Linked DNA regions of Homo sapiens: region 2 is linked to region 1. A link is a contact called in ENCODE Hi-C or POLR2A ChIA-PET data. All regions are on one chromosome and are shown on one strand. Each heading gives the region's core, a stretch centred on a gene start or an enhancer-like site at or near the end of the contact. The rest is flanking DNA. Distances are from core to core; before and after follow the strand shown.

Region 1 (6,115 bases), core at 3,592-6,091:
GGGAACACATATTTATAACCAGGTTAAGTTTAAAACCAGGGTTAAATGTATGAACCCAGTATTGTGGAAGTACATATTAGCCAATGACTAATTCCGCCTAGAAGTGAGACACAGAGGTGGGTTTTGAAGGATGAAAAGGAGCTGAATAGGCCAAGCAAAGTAGGAAGGGTATTACTGGCAAAGAGACTAACATATACTAAGGCTTAGAATAACAGAAAGCACTAGAACAGGTAGGTGTAAGGAAAAGAAAACCTGTACCCAGAGTGAGAAAAACCATTTCCCTTCATCCCTCTATGCTGTAGTTACATCATCTGTAAAAATAATAATACCTGGCCGGGCGCGGTAGCTCACACCTGTAATCCCAGCACTTTGGGAGGCCGAGGTGGGCGGATCACTTGAGGTCAGCAGTTTGACACCAGCGTGACCAACATGGTGAAACCCTGTCTCTACTAAAAATACAAAATTAGCCAGGTGTCCCGGCACATGCCTGTAATCCCAGCTACTTGGGAAGCCAAGGCAGGAGAATCGCTTGAACCTGGGAGGCAGAGATTGCAGTGAGCCGAGATCACGCCATTGCACTCCAGACTGGGCAACAAGAGTGAAACTCCATCTCAAAGAAAAAAAAATTGTAATACCTATCTCATAAGGCTGTAGTCAGGATTCAGTAAGATAATGTATGTAATGCCCTCAGTATGGTGCTGCCTGCTTCAATAAAAGTCAGCTCCTAGTGATGTCTCCAGAACATCAAGGAGCATGAAGCTGATATTTGGCAATTGAGCCAGAATACATTTGAAGGAGAGGAGTATCATCAGATTTTTAAAATGTTTATGTTTTCCATGATTAAAACATATGTTTATATCTGTTTATATCAGAAGGGTTGAAAACATTTTAAATAGAAGAAAAGAGAATCTTACCTAACCCTACTACCACGCAGAGAGGACTTCTGTTAATATATTGGTGCCATGGTTTCCAGTCTTTACTCAGTGCAATTCTTTTCTATGCCTATGACCATACCACATAAACAAGCTCTCTGTTTTTTCTACATACAAATTATTATGTAAGCAGTTTTCCATATTATTATAATCTCTTTGAACATATCATTTTAATGACTCATATTCATGGAGTGGATAGACTATAATTTACTCAGCCATTTCGCTACTGTTGGACACATAGGTTGTTTATCTTTTTTTTTTTTTTTTTACTCTTGTCAATATAATGTTATGGGAGAATATCTTAGCACATAAGGCTTTTTTCTGTACTTGAGACTATTTCCTTTAGATAGAGACCTACATGTAGAATTAGAGGCTTCAAGGGTCTTGATTAAAGGCTACCAAATTTTTTCCTGAAAGGGTGTATTTACACTCCTTCAGCAGTATTTGTTTCACTGTAGCCTTACCAGCTTTGAGCATTCTCATTTTAAACAAAATCATTGCTAATGTGTTGGCTGCAAAGAACAAGATCAAAGGCACAGTGTTTTTCTCACTATTCAGAAGCTGGAGAAGAGCTCATTTGTGTGTCTCACATGCATGTTCTGTGTTACAACCTCTCAGTGCTTGGTTTTTATCTGTTTACTGAGGGAGGGATCTTCAGGTTATTATCACATATAGTTAAAATAGTAACCCTTTGTCATATTTTATTTTATTTTATTTTATTTTTTTGAGATGGAGTTTCGCTCTTGTTGCCCAAGCTGGAGTGCAATGGCATGATCTCGGCTCACCGTAACCTCCACCTCCCGGGTTCAAGCAATTCTCCTGCCTTAGCCTCCCGAGTAGCTGGGATTACAGGCATGTACCACCACGCCCGGCTAATTTTGTATTTTTAGTAGAGATGGGGTTTCTCCATGTTGAGGCTGGTCTTGAACTCCTGACCTCAGGTGATCCACCCGCCTCGGCCTCCCAAAGTACTGGGATTACAGGCATGAGTCACTGCGCCCGGCCATATTTTAAAAGAAAGATTTTTCTTTCTTTTAATGACAAACAAATGACTTTGTTTGTCATTTGCCTTTGAATTAAGGCTTTATGTTCTGATGGAAATAAGTCTACAGATCTTTTCCTTTGCAATAGCTTCTCCTTTCCTGTAGAAATTTGACAGGCAGGACTTTTTAGCTCTCTCTGGGTAAGTCACCTTTCCCTCTGGACCTCAGTTTCCCTGTCTTTTAAATGGTTGGATGGGTGGAGATGTGATTTCTCAGCTTCCTTCTAGGTGGAGATTCTTGGGCTCTGGACTCCACAGTGCAGCTCAACATTGGCAACCCTCTCCACATGCTCTGGGACTCCAGCTGCGGAATCTCCTCTCCTTGAGACTGAGAGTTCATTCAGCGATCGTCTTTTGAGCATCTACCACACGCCAGGCACTATTCTAGATGCTGGGGATATGGTAGTGATGAAAAAACAAAGTCCCTGCCATCATGACCTCTAGTAAAGGGAGATGGACAACAAAGAAACCAGAAAGTTATAATTCAGATGGTGATAAACACTATGGAAAAAAATGAAACAGGGTAAAGGATTAGGGAGTGCCAGGAAGCAAGGAAGGAGGGAAGTTGCTTATATAGGAGGGTCAGGTGACATTTTAGTGGAGACTTGAAGGAAGTGAGGGAGCCGGCCAGGCAGATATCCAGAAGAGCATTCTAGGTAGTAGTTACCGCAAGTGTAAAGGCCCTAAAGCAGGAGGCCAGCATGGCTTGAGCACAAGGATTGAGGGGGACAAAGCAGGGGAGAGGGACAGAGAAGAGGTAGGTGGCCTTAGGGCTCTCATAAGGACTTGGCTCTCACTGAGCGAAATGGAAAGCCCAGGATGGTTTTGAGCAGGCCAGTGACCTGATTGCAGCTGTTTTCAAGGAGTTAGAAAAGACCTCTACCCTAGTGGGTACTGCAGGCTCTGGCTCTGGGATGAGCCACACCCTGTCCCATTCCTGATGAGGGACCTTGGCCTCTCCTAGCCTTAGTTCTTTATCTAAGAAATAATTCCAAGGATTTAGCCAAGTACCCCTCCCTCACTGCAGCTGACCTAACTGGGCCAAGCTTTTGTGTAAGTGGTAGGGAGGAGTTGGAAGGGGAGGGAGGAGAGTGGAGCCAATCCAGAGGCTTGAATGTTTAATGTGGAATTTCCTCTCTCTAGGGGACCACAGGTGGGGGCAGCTTGCAGGGGGAGGTTATTCAGTTCACTAGTATCTAGCCAGCACCTACCCATCCTGAGTCTCGGACTCCTGGCTCAGGGGAGGTGGGGTAGCTAACAAGCTCCAACAGGCCCAGGCACAGTCACAGTGGCCAGAATTGGAGCCATCCATCCTCCCAAGAATCAGGCCTGTCAGGACCTGCCTCCAGAAACCCACTCAGCTGCTCTGTTCTCAGGGAAGGTGGCCTTTCCTGATTCTGCTCCCCCTACCTCCAGCCCCTGAATTAGCACCCTTGGAGTTCAAAACTATTTTCCACGGTTGGAATTTTGTATCAATTAGTAGGATTCTTTGACTATTTTTCCTCTCCCACCATTCTAGAAACTAACGGGCCTGGTGAGGGCTTTGTCTATTTCCTTTCCTGTTGTGGTCCCGGAGTCCCCCAGCACAGTGCCTGGCACGTAAGGGGCACTCAGTAAATGAGCTGAATGAATGAAAGATAGGGGAGTAAGGAAGGTAATGCTGTTCCTTTTTACAGGCAATAAAACAGAGGCCCAGACAGGGTCTGACCTCCTCAGCAGCAGAGCAGGTGACTGCCTTCTGGCCTAATTCCTATAATGGGAGCCACCCAGGAGCATAGGTTCACACCCAAGGACCTCCCAGGCCCTCCCCCATCTTCTCTAAGGGAACTGCAGAGCCAGGCCCTGCCTGACCCCAGAAACAAGACTAGTTTCCCAGGAAAAGATCCTAGGGCAGGAGTGGAGCAAGTGACAGCTTGTTTTTTATTTTATTTTTATTTTATATTTTTTGAGACAGGGTCTTGCTCTGTCACCCAGGCTGGAGTGCAGTGGTGCGATCTCAGCCCACTGCAACCTCTGCCTCCTGGGCTCAATTGATCCTCCCACCTCAGCCACCCGAGTACCTGGGACTACAGGTATCTGCTACTACGCCTGGCTAATTTTTGTGTATTTTTTGTAGAGACAGGGTTTTACCATGTTGCCCAGATTGGTCTCGAACTCCTGGGTTCAAGCGATCCATGCGCCTCAGCCTCCAAAAGTGCTGGGATTACAGGTGTGAGCCACCACTCCCAGACGTGACAGCCTGTTAATAGCAATAATAGCACTTTGAATATACCAGACACTGCTTTTCCACAACTTTTTGAGACATGTTTTGTTAGCAACTCCATTTTACAGATGAAAAAACAGAGGCTCAGGGTGGTAAGTGGCATGCCGAAGGTAGTGGCAGAGCCTAGGTGCTCCAACCCAGGCAGCTGGGCTCAGCCCACTCCGATCCTCTCCAGCTGCCTCTCTGTTACAGCGCAGAACATCAGCAGCATCAGGAGTCATGTGCTCTTCCAGCTCTGCCTTGAGTACCCGATGACCTCGTTTCCTCAGCGGTAGATAGCGATGGTTAATATTGGCTAGCCTGTAGAGTTATCGGGAGACCAACGCACAAAAAGGGTTTAATACCGTGCCCAGCACATAGTAAGTGGTCAATACATGTTAATTGTTGATATTCTTGTTATCTGTGGTGTGTCTGGGCCGGGAGGGAGGGCTGCAGGGCGGTGTCTACGCACACTTTACAGGTGAGGTCATCCCGCGGGCTGGGGGTGCCGGGCCCCTCGCTGGCCCACGCCCAGCCAGGTGCACCCGCGGCGAGAGTCCGGTGGCCTCAGGTCACAGGCCCCTCCCCGCCGGACATTTAAGGAGGGACGCCGGGCGCAGGCGCAGACAGCGCAAGCCCCACGCCACGCGTCGCTGGTCCCAGGCAGCGAGTCGCTCGCGCGCCCCGCCGCCCGCCTGGCGACAGCTCCGCCGCGCACGCACATGGAGGGGAGCGCGAGCCCCCCGGAAAAGCCCCGCGCCCGCCCTGCGGCTGCCGTGCTGTGCCGGGGCCCGGTAGAGCCGCTGGTCTTCCTGGCCAACTTTGCCTTGGTCCTGCAGGGCCCGCTCACCACGCAGTATCTGTGGCACCGCTTCAGCGCCGACCTCGGCTACAATGGCACCCGCCAAAGGGGGGGCTGCAGCAACCGCAGCGCGGACCCCACCATGCAGGTAGCGGGGCGGCGAGGAGCCTGGCAGGTGGAGGGCCCTGGTCTGGAGCGTGGGGGCAGCGGAGGGGCGGGGCCTGCGTAATGGTAGTGGCGGGTAACTGGAGGGAGGGTGCATTTTGGATGGTGGGCGGGACCAGAGCAAAGGGGCCTGACCGAGAACCTCAGCGGGTGGGATGCGAAAAGCTGAGCTAAAGTCTGGCCTTGCAGGTTAACAAAAGGGGGGGGAAAGGAAAGGGAATGGGGCCTTGGTCCATGTCCTTCCCCCTCTCCACTGGCAGATTTTGAAAGCTGTGCTAAGATTCTCTGAGGTTTAGGGCTCCAAAGGAAGTCCTCATCCCTGTAGCTCCCGGGATGGCGAGGATTTGGGGATTGTGGAACCCAGAGTGAGGAACCGCACCCTGGTCATTGTGCCCCTACAGGAAGTGGAGACCCTTACCTCCCACTGGACCCTCTACATGAACGTGGGCGGCTTCCTGGTGGGGCTCTTCTCGTCCACCCTGCTGGGAGCTTGGAGCGACAGTGTGGGCCGCCGCCCGCTGCTAGTGCTGGCCTCGCTGGGCCTGCTGCTCCAGGCCCTAGTGTCCGTTTTTGTGGTGCAGCTGCAGCTCCACGTCGGCTACTTCGTGCTGGGTCGCATCCTTTGTGCCCTCCTCGGCGACTTCGGTGGCCTTCTGGCTGCTAGCTTTGCGTCCGTGGCAGATGTCAGCTCCAGTCGCAGCCGCACCTTCCGGATGGCCCTGCTGGAAGCCAGCATCGGGGTGGCTGGGATGCTGGCAAGCCTCCTCGGGGGCCACTGGCTCCGGGCCCAGGGTTATGCCAACCCCTTCTGGCTGGCCTTGGCCTTGCTGATAGCCATGACTCTCTATGCAGCTTTCTGCTTTGGTGAGACCTTAAAGGAGCCAAAGTCCACCCGGCTCTTCACGTTCCGTCACCACCGATCCATTGTCCAG
Region 2 (5,855 bases), core at 2,983-5,482, 210 kb before region 1:
AGCTGGGCATCGTGGTGCATACCTGTGGTCCCAGCTACTTGGGAGGCTGAGGCAGGAGGATTGCTTGAGCCCTGGAGTTCGAGCCTGCAGTGAGCTGTGATCACACCACTGCACTCCAGCCTGGGCAACAGAGTGAGACCCTGTCTCTAAAAAAGAAAATAAATAATTAAAAACATATATGATAGGCCGGGCACGGTGGCTCACACCTGTAATCCCAGCACTCTGGAAGGCCGAGGCAGGTGCATCACCTGAGGTCAGGAGCTGAAGACCAGCCTGGCTAACATGGTGAAACCCCATCTCTACTAAGAATACAAAAATTAGCCAGGCGTGGTGGTGCACGCCTGTGGTCCCAGTTGCTTGAGAGGCTGAGGCAGGAGAATCGTTTGAACCTGGGAGGTGGAGGTTGCAGTGAGCCGAGATCGTGCCACTGCACTGCAGCCTGGTGACAGAGCAAGACTCCATCTCAAAAAAAAAAAAAAAAAAAAGAAAATTGGGTGTGGTGGTGTGTGCCTGTAAGCCCAGCTACTCAGGAGGCTGAAGCAGGAGAATCGCTTGAACCCAGGAAGGAGATGGATGTTGCGGTGAGCCAAGATTGTGTCACTGCACTTCAGCCTGGGCAACAGAGTGAGACCCTGTCTCAAAAAAATAAAAATAAGATACAGATACAGGTGAGTTTGATCAGATGCTTCTCTTGTTGAGTAAGAAGATGATCCCTAGAAGTATGGCCCAGAGGCAAATAATCTTTCATGTCTAGCTTGGAATAGAATATTCTAATACTGACATTCAGCTTTTCTGCCATTGACGTAAAGAAGGCAGTATTATTTATTACTTTCTCCTACCAGAGGCGTTTGGAAATGAATTAGAACATTTTTTAATGTCACAATGGCTAGATAGTACTACCAGCATTTAGTGTCCTGGACAATAGTGCCCATGAGACACACTGGATTAAAGAGTGTTGATTGTATGAGTTTGAAGGAGATCTCAAGGTTGGGATTAGGCATATGTAGAGCCTGAAAACAAACTGGATACATAACAATTGTCTAGTAGACTTCTGAGAAAGGTTTATTATAGTAGATGGGGCAAAATCTGTCTTTATAGGTGAATAAGTCTGATGACACAGCAGAACATCTTCTGGAGTTGGGCTGGTTTACCATGAACAACCTCCTCCCCAATGCTGTCTATAAGGCAAGTCTTTTTTCCCCTTTCCTAGTCCATTTGCATGTTTTTAGCACGGGGCATTTATAACGGCCCTTCAGTATAAATCCACTATGGAAAACAATGTGGTGATCTGAGAGGGTGAAAGCTTGCCCAGCTTAGCAGTACCATTGCTTCTCCTCTCATTCTGCAGAGGATTTGTGGGTTGCTTTATGGCAGGAAGGACATTGGGTTGGGCTCTTCTTTACTCTCTATCCTACAGGTAGTACTGCGGCCCCAGAGCTCCTGCCAGTCTGGGCGACAGCTAGCTCTCCGCCTCTTCAGCAAAGTTCGGCCCCCTGTTGGGGGTATCTCTGTTAAGGAGCATTTTGAGGTTAGTAAGCAGTCCCTTAGGGACCTGGGAACAAGGGACATTCAAAAGCCACCTGTGTGTTACACGATATTAGGAGTAGGTAAACTGATGATGGTATCTGAGCTTAATTGCTTCTTGAATCTTTTTCCTTTTTAGGTAAATGTGGTGCCTCTCACCATCCAGCTGACACACCAGTTCTTCCACAGAATGATGGGCTTTTTCTTTCCTGGCCGAAGTGTGGAAGATGATGAAGTTGGTGATGAAGAGGATAAGTCCAAACTGGTGACTACTGGTGAGAACTTTTATGGTGGAGCCCCAGAAGAATAGGGTAGCAACCCCAAAGACAGCTGAGACTTCAGAACGAGGATGGATGACAGCTGGTACACTTGCTTTTTCATAGGAATACCAGTGGTGAAGCCTCGGCAGCTGATTGCAACAGATGATGCAGTACCACTGGGCCCTGGGAAGGGTGTGGCACAGGGTTTGACTCGGAGTTCTGGGGTCAGAAGGTCATTTCGCAAATCGCCAGAGGTACCAAACATGCCCCTGATGATAGAAAAATGGGAGAGTCTTGAGGTCCTGTTTGGTGTGGCTTGGGATTTCTTCGGTTTCCTCTAAGTCCATTCTAGGGATAAAAGAAGAGGGAGATGTTTGGGGTCCTGAGTTTCTTCTGATGGATTCAGGGCTCACACTCCTTGCCTGCCTTTCTTAGCACCCTGTGGATGACATTGACAAGATGAAAGAGCGAGCTGCCATGAACAACTCCTTCATCTACATAAAGATTCCACAGGTTCCACTGTGTGTCAGCTACAAGGTCTGCACCTCTCAAGCACTTTGTAGAACAGGGTGGGAAGGGAACCAGATAAGATCAGAGATTCTATACAGGGAGACAGCTAGGTTGTTTGTGATGCTGAGCTGTGGGTGATAAATCTGCTGTTCCCTCTGCTCCCCTCAAGAGTCAGCATCATTACGAGGCTGAGGTAAGGGGAAATCAGTATCTGTAGGTTACTATTGTAGGACTTGGCACTCAAGTGGCTGGCTGGGACTCAAAATGGCAGCTGATGTATTCCCCACCCCTCTTTTTTTCTTTCCCCTCCCCCTCCTCTTACAGGGTGAGAAGAACAGTGTGGACTGGGGTGACCTTAACCTGGTGCTGCCCTGTCTGGAGTACCACAACAACACATGGACATGGCTAGACTTTGCCATGGCTGTCAAAAGGGACAGCCGCAAAGCCCTGGTTGCCCAGGTATCCCGCCAGGGCTCATGGCTGTTTGGCTAATGGGGCTGGCAGGCAGATCCTCTTTTCAGGAGCCTTTCATTTTAGAATCCATGAATAAATATCCTTGGGAAGGGGCAGGTGCATGAAGTGAGTGGCTTCTATGCCTACCCTCTCCATGACCTCACTCAGATTATTAAATTCAGTGTTTACTGAGTGTTTCGTATAGCACCATTGATTTTAGGGAACTGAGAGCTAACACAACCTAAAGTTTAGAAGGGGTTATAATTAGACTGTAAGCTTCTTGAAAGCAGAGACCATTGTATGTGAATTGCCCCATTGTGCCTTGGATGTGTTTAATAAATCTTTATTGTCTTGGTTCATTTTGATTTATTCTGCCTGCCCACTAATATTTACATTTTCTTTTACTCCTCTCCAATCTGCCAGGTAATCAAAGAGAAGCTAAGGCTGAAGTCTGCAACAGGCTCTGAGGTCCGGGGAAAGCTAGAAACTAAATCGGACCTGAACATGCAACAGCAGGAAGAGGAGGAGAAAGCCCGGCTCCTCATTGGTTTAAGTGTGGGCGACAAGAACCCTGGCAAGAAGTCCATCTTTGGCAGGCGCAAATGATTTGGCGATTCGAGTGGCTGCAGTACAGGATCTGACTCTGGCTCAGGCTCCAGGGACTTGTGGGGTGGGAGGGGCTTCCCGTTATCCACGAGGATTTGTGGGTGTCAGAGCCCATAGGCATCACTCTTCAGCACCTGGTCTGTTCGCTGCAGGGCATGGTGGACAGTAATGCTGAGTTCTGTCTCACACTGATCAGGCTCAGGGCCAGAGAGGCAACAAGAGAGCAAGACCCAGGGAATGGGCCCAGGGCAGGACCCTATTCCCTTGGGGTCAAGTGAAAGGGTAGGGGGATAGTCCTGATCAAGTGTGATAAATTTTTATAGACATATATAAATATATATATATTATATATATATTTCTAAGTGTAACTGTCCTTCCTCTGTGCCAGGAAACGGGAGGGGGCTGATCCTCTGATCCTCACTCCACTGTCATGTTTGAAAGAGGTATTGGTGTTCTGGAGTGGGGGTCAACCCCTCCCCAGTCTCTGTGCTAAGTTCACTTGGGAGGATGGCAGTAGGAGCCAGGGCTGGCCATGGGTCCCCTACCCTTCCCCGTAGGATATACCCTGGAGAATGGCAAAATGATTTAAAGAGAAAAAAAAAGATATTTTAAATTTGATGCTCATTTTTGTGTGTGTGTGTTGAGTGCATGCATTCAATCTGTGTATTCCTCCCTCATCAACCCAGAACATCCTGCAGCTGCCACTCTGAGGGTGGCCCCTTCCTTCCTCTGCCCTGAAGCTGTATCACAGAAATTTCTAGTCCTAGTGTGACTCTGGCCCCATGCTGATGGGTTTCTGCAGACTGGAAGAGGCGGGGCTCGTGTCACGCAGCATCAGGGAGAGGAATTGCTTATATAACTGGGACAGCAGATTTAGCAGAGAGAGGAGGCAGAGGCTGGGAATGGGAGCAGTAAGCTGTCGGCAGGGGCAGCACACCCAGCAGGGGGAACACACCCGGGTGGCTGTCCCTCACAAGGTAGGCTGTGGGGCTCTGGCAGCCTACTGAGGGGAGGAGAGGGAGACATGGGCTTGAGTCCTGGGAAGTTCCTGGTTAGGAGCATGGAAGTGATTACCCAATGTGGGGGTGGGGCAGGGAGGCTGTACTATGAAAGCATCACAGCCCAATACTGAGGTGCAGGCTGTACTCTTAATGCGTCATGGTGAAAATGTCCAACAATTATTTTCCTAGAGGATTTGAATTGTGCCCAGGAAATCTGGGGCTTAGCACAAAGCAAGGGTAATGGGAATTTTGCCTCATGCTCAAAAATGTACCTCTAGGGGTTGAGACTTAAGGGGAGGGAGTGCCTAGTAAGATGGGTGGAACCTGCTATGCCTCAGGAGCAGAAAGTTTAGAGTGGCTCCCTTGGTTCTCAGCAGGGTGGCAACATCCGGGGTCCCTGGGCCCGAGGCTGGAAGAGCCTCTGGACAGGTTTGGGAACCATCAGGTCAGATCTGGAAGAACTCTGGGAACTACGGGGGCACCACTATCTGCACCAGGAATCCCTAAAGCCAGCCCCAGTACTGGTAGAGAAGCCTCTGCCAGAGTGGCCAGTGCCTCAGTTCATCAACCTCTTTCTACCAGAGTTTCCCATTAGGCCCATTAGGGGGCAGCAGCAGCTGAAGGTAAGTCAGTGGAATCCCTGAGTGGGGTCTCAGTCTTTGGGAGAAGTTAAAAATGACCAGTCTCAACTGGCCTGTTCTCCATTCCTCTGTACAGATTTTAGGCCTCGTGGCTAAAGGCTCCTTTGGAACTGTCCTCAAGGTGCTAGATTGCACCCAGAAAGCTGTATTTGCAGTGAAGGTAGGGGCGTAGATACCACATTAGTCTCTGTTTCCAATCTTGATTCCAGAGAGGTTGGGAGGAATAAACAATTCAATAGCACTATCTATGAGTCATCACTACTCTCCTTTTATAGGTGGTGCCCAAGGTAAAGGTCCTACAGAGGGATACCGTGAGGCAGTGCAAAGAGGAGGTTAGCATCCAGGTATGCACAGAGTCCTGGAAAGGATTGTGGGAAGAGCTAGGCCACAGGTAGGGAAAGTACCTTTCTTGCCCACCTTCTTTTCCTGGTTCTGCCTCATCCATCTGCTTCAGCCTAGTTTAACACTAAAGTAGATCCTGGGAAAAGTATCAGCTCTCAACACAGTTTTCCCATGTCCTACTAGGGAAATCTCTGAAGCATGTCCCAGTGTATTCCTTAGTATTTGCTGGTTCTAGGATTACCAGATAGTCAGTTCCAAATATTGAGTTCCTCTGAACTGAGAGGTGAGGCAGCAGTTCCCCCTCTGCACATCTGGGTAAAACCTGATTTCTCAGCTGCCTTTATTCTCAATGACCCTGTTCCTCCCTAACTTCCTGTTTTCTTTGTTCCTAGCGACAGATCAACCATCCCTTTGTACACAGCTTGGGGGACAGCTGGCAGGGAAAACGGCACCTTTTCATTAGTGAGTGACTGGACTCTCTCCTCATCCCCCAGGGTCTTTGTACCATGTTCCCCACC

The links. A loop is a pair of places that touch in the nucleus more often than their neighbours do. ChIA-PET counts read pairs that join two places held with the same protein, here RNA polymerase II (POLR2A). Pooled maps may share reads with other maps.
Region 2: a loop to region 1 is called in a pooled map, with 2.3 times the contacts of the local background. The contact joins the promoter of RSKR here to the promoter of SLC46A1 in region 1. A Hi-C loop is called at or near these places in 2 of 50 pooled maps. POLR2A ChIA-PET finds 5 or more read pairs at or near these places in 3 of 52 experiments (Panc1, WTC11 and activated T-cell).

Annotation. Positions count from the first base shown.
Region 1 is chr17:28,404,938-28,411,052 of GRCh38, reverse strand. SLC46A1 (solute carrier family 46 member 1) reads left to right here and starts at 4,841. Exons shown (of 5, transcript NM_080669.6): 1 at 4,841-5,166; 2 at 5,585-6,115. The coding sequence starts at 4,939. It overlaps LOC124903964 (a long non-coding RNA gene), which reads right to left and starts at 351. Exons shown (of 2, transcript XR_007065688.1): 1 at 1-351. RefSeq lists enhancers at 1,846-2,686, 5,827-6,115 and silencers at 4,660-4,999, 5,200-5,359.
Region 2 is chr17:28,612,562-28,618,416 of GRCh38, reverse strand. It overlaps RSKR (ribosomal protein S6 kinase related), which reads left to right and starts at 4,232. Exons shown (of 12, transcript NM_001174103.2): 1 at 4,232-4,330; 2 at 4,729-4,977; 3 at 5,072-5,155; 4 at 5,271-5,339; 5 at 5,730-5,799. The coding sequence starts at 4,256. It overlaps BLTP2 (bridge-like lipid transfer protein family member 2), which reads left to right. Exons shown (of 39, transcript NM_014680.5): 33 at 1,099-1,185; 34 at 1,418-1,528; 35 at 1,664-1,799; 36 at 1,908-2,038; 37 at 2,220-2,321; 38 at 2,619-2,753; 39 at 3,171-3,971. The coding sequence ends at 3,353. SPAG5-AS1 (SPAG5 antisense RNA 1) reads right to left here. Exons shown (of 3, transcript NR_040012.1): 3 at 1,040-2,132.